Linked DNA regions of Homo sapiens: regions 2 and 3 are each linked to region 1. Evidence: chromatin loops called from intact Hi-C (ENCODE). Cell type or tissue: sigmoid colon. All regions are shown on one strand.

The links. Peaks named below come from ENCODE experiments on the same cell type or tissue, not always from the same donor. Only the 100,000 strongest peaks of a DNase experiment are listed, where the experiment ranks them.
Region 2: it touches region 1 in a loop (4-fold over the local background); 3 of 110 quality-filtered maps call a loop at or near these places.
Region 3: it touches region 1 in a loop (4-fold over the local background); 28 of 110 quality-filtered maps call a loop at or near these places.

What each region holds. Positions count from the first base shown.
Region 1 is chr21:38,895,188-38,899,187 of GRCh38, reverse strand. The region is part of intron 3 of ETS2-AS1 (ETS2 antisense RNA 1); the gene reads left to right. It also overlaps the pseudogene RPSAP64. Among named protein-coding and RNA genes, the nearest start is that of ETS2-AS1, 41 kb to the left of the region's middle. In sigmoid colon, no CTCF peak of the experiment used is centred here; a DNase peak (open chromatin) is centred at 1,567.
Region 2 is chr21:38,754,145-38,758,144 of GRCh38, reverse strand. The region is part of intron 1 of LINC00114 (long intergenic non-protein coding RNA 114); the gene reads left to right. Among named protein-coding and RNA genes, the nearest start is that of LINC00114, 17 kb to the left of the region's middle. In sigmoid colon, no CTCF peak of the experiment used is centred here; a DNase peak (open chromatin) is centred at 2,294.
Region 3 is chr21:38,812,793-38,816,792 of GRCh38, reverse strand. It overlaps ETS2 (ETS proto-oncogene 2, transcription factor), which reads right to left. Exons shown (of 10, transcript NM_005239.6): 3 at 3,679-3,790; 4 at 2,401-2,520; 5 at 1,812-2,012. Among named protein-coding and RNA genes, the nearest start is that of ETS2, 8.9 kb to the right of the region's middle. RefSeq lists enhancers at 1,567-2,766, 2,163-2,949. In sigmoid colon, no CTCF peak of the experiment used is centred here; a DNase peak (open chromatin) is centred at 2,166; H3K27ac peaks cover 2,743 bases.

The DNA.
Region 1 (4,000 bases):
ATCATCCCAATCAAGATTCAGAACACATCCACCACCCCAGAACTTCCTCTTCTCTCCCTTTCCAGTGAATTGTTGATCCACCCCCACAATCTTGGAGGCAGCCACTTTTTGACTTCTATCACCATAGCTTTAACCTCATAGAACAGTTTTGCCTGTTCTAGAGTTTCAAACAAATGAATTCTTCCAACATGTATTCTTTGTGTGTGTGACTTCTGTCTCTCAAAGTGGAGTTTTTGAGATGTGCCCATGTTGTTGCACCTATTAGTAACTTGTTCTATTTAATTGCTCAATAGTATTCTACTGTATGACTATACCACAGTTTGTTTACCCATCCTCCTGTTGATGGACATTTGTCATTTTGGGGAAGAAGGCTATTGTAAATAAAGCAGCTATAAACATTCTTGCATACGCTTTCTGTAGACATAGGTTTTCATTTCTTTGGGGTAAGTATTCATACCTAGAAATGGAATTGCTGGGCAATAGGGTAGCTTTAAGAGAATTGCCAAACAGTTTTTTAACATGATTGTACCATTACTCTCCCCTAGTAATATAAGATAGTTCCGGTTTCTCTACATCTTGGCCAACATTTGGCATTGTCAATCATTTTTATTTGAGCGACTCTAGTGGGTGTGAAATGGCATCTTGATGTAGTTTTAATTTCCGTTTCTCTGATGACTAATGGTGCTGAGCGACCTGTCATGTGCTTCCTGACCATTCCTACATGTTCTTCTGTTAAGTGTCTGTTCTTTTGCCCATGTTTAAAATCAGGTTATTTGGTTGCTCACGTTAATTGGTAAGAGTTCTATTATTTATTTTTGTACTTGTCCTTTTCCCTGGTTACCTTCTAAGTTCCTTGAGATATTTTATCAATTCTCTCTACAGCGTCCAGCACAGTGCTTTGTAAATAGCAGGTGCTTAATAAACACTTATTGGATTATCAGCATAAAGTAGTAACCCTGCCTGTACAGTGGAACAACTTGTTGATTTTATTAACAGAATTCAGTAAAGTTTGGGCATTCAATTTTTGGATTGGCAGCGTCTCTTACTTTTCACTTTTTGAATTGGACATTACTCTTTTCCAGTATGTGACCTTTTGCCAACATTCAGGCTGCTCATTTCTAAATGCTTTAAGCCAATCTGGCATACAGTACTTGATTGTGGAAACTGTCATAAACTTTATAGTTAATTTTTATAAGACTTACTTAGGAAGATCTGAAGTTTTCATGATAGGTGATCTCTTCGAGAAGTTGAAATATTTATAGTCTTGAAAATAGAATGTTCTGTACCATCACCTTCTGTTTTCCTCCTCTTCTGAAATTTATGAGACATTTCTTAACCAAGAACCAGAGCCCAAGGGGCAGACAGAAGAAATATAAATAGTTTTATTTGAAGATAAAGATGGTGAGCATCGACAAAAAGAATATCTGAGGCTTTTTAAACCTTGTCTCCTTTCCAATTTTGTCAGCCAGAAGCATTATAAATGGGTGCTCCACTTTGAAAGAACACCTGCAATGATGTCATCTTTATGTTCTTAAATTAGTTCTAGACAGACTGGCCAGCTTGGGTAAGCCAGAGCAACGTTTCCATTCTCATCCATTTGAACTTTGCCTCAGACCTATGGCTCCTGTGTGCTAACCCCATGTTTTAGAAAAGCTCTCATCCCCAGGGTGATTCAGAAATCTTGAAAATCATATGTAGCCAGTGAATTTATTGGTTAATTTTTTTATCTCAAGTCAACTCAACAAATTAAAATTCTTTCCTGATCTGATCTCAAAAGTAATACTTGCTTGTTGTAGATAATATAGCATGAATGCATACAGAAAATAAGGTTGATCTAAAAATTGATCTCACAAAAATAATTACTATTAAAATCTCATAGGTTTACTTGCCATTATTTTTGTTTTTATTTTCTAACATTATATCTAACCTGTAGTCTATAAAAAAAGAATCATAGTGAATATATTCATGGATACTGGGCTTTGTTTGTTTTTTTATTTTATTTTATTTTTTTCTCCAGAGTGATTTTCACTTACTGTTACAGATTTTTACCGGCTGTGTAGCATTTCATTTTGTTCTGTTTGTTGATTATGTTTGTATTGTATCTCAATAGTTTTTTTTTCTTCATGTTCTGAATAAGAATGAAATCTTTTTCACCAATGAGAGTATATTTTTGTTTGCTTCATGTTGGTGTATGGAAAAGCAATGGACTGTTGTACGTTTATTATTATTTTTTAATCTGGTCCCTTTACTTTGTTTTTTTTTTCAATTCAAAGTGCTTAGAGTTGAATCCCTTGGGTGTTTAGGTTATCCAGCCATGTTGTTAGTTTATAATGAACTTTTAATCACCTCCTTTCTCTTAGTTATGGTTCATAGTTCTACTTCCAGTCTTATTACATGACTCTGATCTTCTTGAGCAAGGTGAAATAGTAGACACACCTGCCTTGTTTCTGGTTTTAACAGGAATACTTTTAATGTTTCATATGCTGGCCACTTGTTTACGTTTACATAATTATGATGTGAAAGAAGTATCCTTGAGTTCTCATTTTCCCTAAGGATTTTTAACAATGTGAGAATGTGTTTTAGGTGTTATTTAATGCCCTTTAAATCCTAATAAATGTGGGGACCGCTGACATAAAGTATTATAACGTTGAATTTTCTAAAATTGAATGCTTTTGCATTCCCAAGATAAGATATGCTTTCCTTGATCATGATAGAAAATTCCTTTAGGATACTATTTATTTTGCCGCTACTTTATTTAGGATTTAAAAATTACTCCTAAGTGAGACTAGCTCATGATTTTCTTTTCTTTATTGCATTATCTTTGTTAGGTACAGAAATCAAGATTAATTTAGCTTCATGAAATCGATTGTGTAGCTTTCCATCTTTTTCTATTTTCTAGAAGAGTTGATACAACCTGATTCCTCAAATTTGTGAAAGAAACTTTTGACATATGTTAATTGTATTTTAAATTTCTTTTGTGGCTAGTAATATATTCACATTTAAATTTTTCTCTTATGTCAATTTTGGTAACATGCCCAGAAAAGTGTGCTTAATTTTAAGATTTTAAATTATATTTTGCAAGGTAGAATATCATAATCTCCTATCACTTTTGTTCTCAGCTCAGTTTAATTTTAAAAACTTTTTATTATATAAAATTAGAGAAGATAGTACAATTAACTATTGTCCCATCTTCTAGCTTCAACATTAGTCAGTTCATGAAAACTTCATTCTACTTATATCCCCATTCATTTTGTCATTCACTGCCACCCCCTCTCCCATTATTTTGAACAAATTCCACCATCATAATTTCATCTTTAAATATTTCATCATGTAGCTCTAAAATATATGGACCTAAAAATAGTGAAAATATCACTACCTACCTAAAACGTTGGCAATAATTTCTTGATGTCATCAAATATTCATTCAATGTTCATGTTTCTCCAATGATCTTTTGCTTTTATACAGTTTGAGTACATACATTATAATCAGTTGATATGTTGCCTCCATTTCTGTTATTATACCTTTCTCCTTCCAACTCTTTTTTCCCTTGACATTTCTTATTTCTGATTTCTTATTTGCCCATTTTTCCTGCTTATGTTTATCGGAAGCTTATCATTTTGCCTTTCTCTTTTGTTATTTGTTCATTTTTTCTGTTTTCTTAATTATATTTGCTTAGGGTTTATTATATTTTTTAAAGAGCCAAATATTGCACTACATCAAATTTGACACTATACTCCCAGCCTCCTCTAAAACATATTTATCTTATTGCAATTGTTTTCTTAGAATCCTTTCTTATCTCACCAATCATGTTTATCTTCTCATCTGGTTGTCTTGGCTCGTCTTACTTTTTAAAAAACTGATGTTAATTTTCCATTCACCTTTTTTCTGTTTTCTGTGTAAGAGCCTGTGGAAAAACAGTTAAGACCCCTCAGTGGCTGGGCAGTGGGAGCTGCAGATCAGCCTTCAGTGGGAGACTGAGCCCCTTAGACTTCAGTAGGGA
Region 2 (4,000 bases), 140 kb after region 1:
AAGGTGGAAGGTATAATTCAGTTTAATATGTTTTTTCTCCCCACTCCCATCCCCTTTCCTGGTCAGTCTTTACCTTTTACTTTACCCTGTGGTCCCAGCTACTCGGGAGGCTAAGGTGGGAGGATCACTTGAGCCTGGGAGGTTGAGGCTGCAGTGAGCTGTGATCATGCTATTGCACTCTAGTCTAGGTAACAGAGCAAGACCTCGTCTCAAAACATAATAAAAGGAAACACTAAAAATCCTAAACAACAACAACAAAAAAACCAAAACAGGAAACGCAACTAGTTAATAAGAAATAGTCCCAGCAACAATCTTTCCAAGGAAATGGAAATCAGTATATTGTATGTTTTAGTCTGGTGTGGTGGTGCAAGCTTGTAATCCCAGCTACTCGGGAGGCTGAGGCAGGAGAATGGCGTGAACCTGGGAGGTGGAGCTTGCAGTGAGCTGAGATCGCGCCACTGGACTCCAGCCTGGGTGAAAGAGCAAGACTCCATCTCATAAATAAATAAATAAATAAATAAATAAATAAATAAATAAATCTCCCCAAATAATATTTTAAAAAGAAAAATGGTCTGTAGTCCCAGCGTTTTGAGAGGCCAAGCTGAGAGGATTGCTTGAAGCTGGGAGTTCAAGACAAGCCTGGGCAATATAGCAAGACCCCCATCTCTACAAAAAATAATAATTTTACAAATAGCCAGGCATGAAGGCTCATGCCTGTAGGCTGAGGAGGGAAGATCACTTGGAGTTTAAGGTTGCAGTGAGCTTCACTGCGGTCCAGCCTGGGCAACAGAGTGAGATCCCAATTCATAAATAAATAAAATAAAATAAAAGACAGAAATGGATGACACTTGAAGATACCTGGCAAAGAACAATATTCAAATGGTCAATAAATATAGGGAAAGGGGCCCAGACTCTTAAGTAATCAGAAAAGTGCAAATTAAAAACATTGAGATTCCAAATACACTCACCAAGGTGGCTAAGATTAAAGGGAATATCCATGCCAGGGGCTGGTGACAATGGAGAGTGATGGAGACTCTCTCATATCATACATTTGGTTCTAGTCACTAAAGGAAGAGGTTTGGTATTATCTATTAAAGTGAAGATGTGCATTCCTTCTTTCATAGTAATTCCACTCCTAGGTAGATACTCAGCGGAAAAGCATGCCTATTTTTAGCACGAGACTTGTACAGCAATCTTCACAGCAGCAGTGTGTATAGCAGCTTTAGACTGGAAAAAACCCAACTGTCCATCAACAATGAAATGGATTCATGAAAATGTTTTTTAAAATATAATAAACAACTTCACTGCAGTGAAGAAATTGGACCACAGTTACATGAACATGAATGAACCTCATAAACAGAATGACGTGCAAAACAAGCCAGATACTAGAGAAAACATATCACAGAATCCCATTTATATACTTTAAAAAACAGACAGGGGCTGGGCGCGGTGGCTCACGCCTGTAATCCCTACACTTTGGGAGGCCGAGGCGGGTGGATCACGAGGTCAGGAGATCGAGACCATCCTGGCTAACACAGTGAAACCCCGTCTCTACTAAAAAATACAAAAAAAAAATTAGCCGGGAGTGGTGGCAGGCGCCTGTAGTCCCAGCTACTGGGCAGGCTGAGGCAGGAAAATGGCGTGAACCCGGGAGGCGGAGCTTGCAGTGAGCCGAGATCGCGCCACTGCACTCCAGCCTGGGCGACAGAGCGAGACTCCGTCTCAAAAAAACAAAACAAAACAAAACAAAACAAAAACAGACAGAAGTAAACTATAGTATTGAGGGGTCATGCTTAGGTGGGTATAGCTGAAGAAGAGCAAGGAAATCTACGTGCTATTCATTGAGCTAGACATTTCTGATTTGCACAGTTTTCTGTTTGGGAAGTATATTTCACAATAGAAGTGGCTAAAAATAACATAACCTCTATAACTTTTAAAAATACGAAGTTATTTGGGTCATTATTGGTGATTTAGATATAATCAGTGAGCAGGAGTAGATGAACTATCCCAGGTGCTTTGGTGAGGCTGGATTCCACCTGTGGGAGCTAGTTGTTATGTAACCATAGTGATAAGGAACACATTTCATTGGTTAAAATGGAGGGAAATTAACCAATCATCATAATCCTCATGTTTGCTACAGCACTTTTTTTTTTTTTTTTGCAATGACTAGAAGAGGAAGGCCAGGGATGAAATGTTTCTAATGTGTTTTAAAATTTAATGTGGCCTAAAGAAAAAGCGGTGTTACTGCAACACAACAGGAAATAGCTGAGGGAGCCTGTTAGCAAATTTTGAGCAACGGGTCGTTGCTGCCAAGGCTAAGAGGTGAAAAATGTGCCTTCTATGAGTCATTGACTCCACACAGTATGAAGCTAATAAACTACCACTGTGGCCAATGGGGAGTCTACATTCCGGGCAAATTTGTATAGGGTTTTTTCGCACGTGGGATGGTCAACAGACCCCAGGGAGAGTAAGTGTTTCTATTCTAATGATGGTGATGATAGACTATGGTGATCAAATTGACTAAAGCTGCAGGCAGCAGTCCTCTGCTTTGCTGGGATTACGGACCCAAGACCTATGTTTTATTATAGTAGCAAAAATAATCTATATGTGTATGGTTCTTTGTAGTTTACAAAATGTATTTGCATATATACATATCATTCTATTTTCAGCTATGTCGAGTAGGTAAATCAGCTATTATTACTCCCATCTGCCACACAATTAAACCAAGACTCAGGAAAATTAAGTGGTGTTGTTCAGAGTTACCTAGCAGGTACAGGTTAAGCATCCCAAATCCAAAAATCCAAAATGTTTCAAAATCTGAAATTTTCTGAGTACTGACAAGATGCTTTAATGATAGGTTCATTGGAACATTTAGATTTCAGATGTTTGGATTTGGGATGCTCAATTGGTAAGTATAATTCAAATATTCCAAAATCCAAAATAATCTGAAATCCAAAACACTTCTGGCCCCAAGCATTTCAAATAAAAGATGCTCAGCCTGTAATAGAATCAAGTCAGTCTACGGCACTTCAATTTAGTACTTGTTCCCCCTGATATAGGTGGTTCTCAATCTCTGATCCTTGGAGTTACTCCCAGGGGTTCAGAAACCTATAACAGAGATTAAATAACGCATACACTTACATGCCACCATTTTTATATGTATGCATTAATTTCATGCAATAAGACAAAATATTTTTAATGTTAATGAATTCACAGTGCCTTTTGTCACTCCATTTCTTAATAAGTATCACCACAAATATTTATTGAGCACCTACCATGTGCCAGGTGCTTTTCTAAAAGCTTGGAAACAGAAGTAAGGCAGAAAAGTCCCTGTCCCCTTGGAATTTATTTTCTTGTAAAGAATATAGTTGAGTGAATATTAAGTGAAAAAAAATTAAAGCAGCTTAAGGGAAGAGGGTGCCTACAGTGGAGTTGGGGGTGGAGACATCCCCTCCTCAAGAAAGTTGAGAATGACCCTGCACTCCACAGAGCTTCTCAAGGCACAAGTGGTGCAGGAAGAACATTTTATAAAAGTGAACATTCATTCATGATATTTTCGACCTCCACAAGTCCTAGATGGCGGGAGGGAGGCATCTATGGGGAAATTACTTTGTTAATGAAAGGCAATAAAGAAAGTCATCACCAATGACTTTTTTTTAAGAGACAGCATCTCGCTCTGTCACCCAGGATGGAGTGCAATCCTATGATCATAGCTCACTGCAGCCTTGAACTCCTGGAATCAAGGGATCCTCCCGCCTCAGCCTCCTGAGTAGGCAGGACCACAGGTATGTGCCACCACCCCTGGCTAACTTTTAAATATTTTTGTAGAGATAGGGTCTTACTTTGTTGCCCCCTAGGCTGGTCTCCGATTCTTGGCCTCAAGTGATCCTCCTGCCTCTGAAAGTGATTGGATTATAGCGTGAGCCACTGCACTGGGCAGAGCTTCTTTCTCTTGAATGAACCAGGACCATATTCATAGTTTGAAAAGATTGTGATATGC
Region 3 (4,000 bases), 82 kb after region 1:
CAAAATGAATGATGTCATTGGCAACACTAAATTTTCTATCGCAAAAGGTCCAGATGGTGTATTGAATTCATTCATGCATTCAAGAAACAGTTAAGTATTTATGAAATGCCATCTGTACCAGAGGCTGCATACAGGAAATTAATAAAATGGATGGTGTCTGCCCCCGTGAAGCTTACAGTTCCACTGCTTCCAAACCTGCACGCTTCCCCAGGGTGTGGGAAGTCTCCAGGGCTGTGGGAGTCTGGGATGGGGAACACATGTGCCCAAGAACTTTGAAAGGGAAAAGGTTTGTGCACTGTGTATGCATACTTACTACGAATATATTACAAAGTGCACGTCCACCCGGAAACCCAAATACACACAAACTCACAGGCCCGAGGAATGGTAAAACAGGCCCAATTTGCCAATAAACAGATCACCAGAAACTTGGTAGAAAAGCCCTGTCCAAGTTCAGAAGAAATGAGGGTCTTTAAAAATGAGTTTCCCTGGCCCTCAGACGCCGTAACTAAAAAAAGTTAGCTGTTGAATCCTAGGTGTTTTCGAGATTCTGAGTCTACAGTTGATGCTGAAATTCAGTGTGTTTAAAATCAGTCAGGTGAGGACTAGTTCCCTGAATTCTATAAACATGCTTATTTTCTTATATTTTTTTAACCTAAATAATCCCTACTGTATTTTATTTCTTTCCCTCCCTCCCTCCCTCCCTCCCTCCCCTCCCTCCCTCCCTCCCTCCCTCCCCTCCCTCCCTCCCTCTTTCTTTCCTTCCTTCCTTCCCTCCCTCCCTCCTTCCTTCCTTCCTTCCTTCCTTCCTTCCTTCCTTCCTTCCTTCCTTCCTTCCTTCCTTCCTTCCTTCCTTCCTTTCAACAGAGTCTCACTCCCACAGGCTGGAGTGCAGTGGTGTGATCTCGACTCACTGCAACCTCTGCCTCCCGGGCTCAAGGGATTCTCCTGCCTCAGGCTTCCGAGTATCTGGGATTACAGGCATGTGCCACTATGCCCAGCTAATATTTTTATTTTTTGTATTTTTAGTAGAGACAGGGTTTCACCATATTGGCTAGGCTGGTCTTGAACTCCTAACCTCAAGTAATCTGCCCGCCTCCGCCTCCCAAAGTGCTGGGATTACAGGTGTGAGCCACCGCACCTGGCCCTCTTTTCTTTTTTAACTCAACATGTTTTAAACATTGGTCTCCCTGCTATTTTAAGTTTTGAATCAAGACTTTCTCTGTATTTGGTGAGATTTCTACTGATCAATGGCCAGTTTCTGTACAATATGATAGCGTGTAAATATATATCAATTTCTCACTTGTTTAAAAACAGACCCCGCCCCCTCAACAATCCTCAACATCCAAAATACATTCCATTTGGATGTAGGAAAATTTACAGTAGAATTCACAGGGTTTATGTGAGTAAAGGCTCCCCCCTTTCATTAAGGCTGCCATATCTCTTAGCTCTGTAAGGTGAGCTCAGAAGACGTGGGAATTCTTGCTGTCCTACATATCTGAGTCAACATGGACTCCCGTGATGAATACAGCCAGCAATAGCAAACAATTTAGTGACTAAGGCTACTACCTTGTGGCTATACTTGATGCTATACACACACACACACACACACACACACACTCACATAAAGTGGGATAAAAATCTATAATCACTGCCATATATCTGACTCACTTGAGTGGCATTTTGAGGCAAGGTACTCTATGTCATTTCAAGTGGCAACCCTAAGGTTGAAGAACACCCACGTGACTTTCCCAATCAGTCTTCCCGGCCACAGCTCATCCTGGACAAGGAGAAGTAAGACGTTCAGCTGGTACCTTTGATCATTTGCTCCAGATGTTCCCAGAGAATGTCACCCACAAAGTCAGGTGCCAGCTCCAGAAAGCGTTCCTTGCCAAGGTTACACAGCATCTGGCCATTCATGCCGAACCTCTGCAGATTCACGTTCACCAGACTGAACTCATTGGTGGCCCAGAGAAGCCACTGGCATACCTGTTGCTCACTCCACAGCCAGGGGTCTACCAGGAGAGAAGAAAAAATGGAACACATGAGGTAAAAACAGTGGAAAGGTAGTGAGACCACTGTCATCCCTAATTTATGCACCAAGTACCGACATACACCAGAACCCACGAATGAGCAAGATACCATGATGACACGTCACCATTCTGACACGACCCAGGCACATTTCAAGACACCAGTAATGCGTCCTTCTACTACATATTTAATGAGTTCTGGATCAAGTCTTGGGTTGATTGGGGTGAAACAGAAACTGGCTCAGGTTAACGACATCCATGCTACTCTTTGCAGAATACCCCAAGCAAAAGCTTAATAAACAAGTCAAGATCAAACAACTGCACTGAAGTTGGTTCTTCTCACCCAGTGCAGGCTCAGGAAAGCAGTACTTACTCTTTGGAATGCCCAGGCGCCGCTGTTCCTTTTTGAAGCCACTGAAGGTAGCTTTTAAGGCTTGACTCATCACAGCCTTGCTGCACGGGGTTAACAAAGGCAATTCACAGTTGGCGGAGTCTGGAAGGAAACCCCCCATGGGGACATTAGGACTTCAAGTTGGTGATATCAGGTGGAGATTTAGGAGAGACATCTTAGTTTTTGGAAAAGAACAATTTTGATCTCAAACCTTGGCATGATTCCTTAAAACAGTGTAACTATTAACAAAAAACTTTTCTGACTATAATTGAGAAAATATATATCTCAGAACTATACTTATTAAAAAAATCTAAAATAAAACTCAGATTTGATTCTATTTTGCAAAGCGTCACAAAGCAGTTGTGCGTAGGGAAAACTGCTAAGTCTATTTTAAAATTGTAGGCAATGAAAACAGTTGCATGGTTTCTGGTCAAAAGGCTGAAGGGACTGTATCATTTGGAAGTCACTTCCATTAAACTAGGCGTAGAGCTGAGAAGTGAGTGTGATATGAATGTGCCGCACTTAGCACGGTAATGGAACCACACCTTCCATTTTTATTGAAAAACAATCTTCTCCAGACACCCTCAGCAATTTCAAGAATGATAAATGGCTGCCATGCAGGGTTATGCTTACGCCAGTGTATGCGTTTTAATTAATTTTCTGGCCTGTATTCTCAGCACCTACTTCACATGACACAGTCATCTCTGGCATGTTTCCAACTAATAGCTCTGTCACAGTAATTGTATGAACATTATCTGACGTGCTATTCCTTTAAGAAGAATAAACAATGACACGAAGAACTACAGAAAGAACTACCGATGGGTAAGGATTACAAAGAACAATTTGTTGCCCCAAAACTCAGGGCAGGGGAGATGATTTAACTAATGATGCAAACCCAAATTACAAGTTTGGGTGTGTTTTAATGTCTACTCTTCTGTCTGTTTTCCAGGGCAGAGCAGGGAGATGAGGACCTGCTTGCCAATGTTGAAAACATCCAGGAGGGGCAGCTCAGGGGTTCCCCTGCAGTTTCCTAACAGCGGCTCACTGGGGGGCGTCTGGCACTCAAGACATCAGAATCCACATCAGAATCACCAAGTTGATACAAATGAAAAACTGCCTTCTCCCAGGTCCAGAACTTCTGGCTATTCATATCAAAGATTCCAGATACCAACATTTCTCACTTAGGAACTGTCATCTCTTTATTAACTGAACTACTTAGGAAAATCATGCACAATTTGTCAAGTCTGAGGAACCAATTACCATGAGAAATGGAATCCAAGCCTGTTGGCACTTCTTGCAGTGTTTGCTCTTCATTTAGAGAAGGAAAAACAGCAAACAGGGACCCATCAAAGGTGTCAAAGGCTGGCTGGCGCTGCAAAAACAGATGGAAAAAAAATGGAAATACAATATTTAAACTGATTGAATTACCTGTTGTAAAAGTGGTCTGTGGGCAATCCTACCAATAGTCCCTGATTAAACTGGCAATTTTGAAGCAAACATGGAATCAACCAGTCAGTCCTTAAAACAGACTCGTAAAATGGTCAAAGTGACTGAAATGATTGTATTTTACTGTGGATTATTA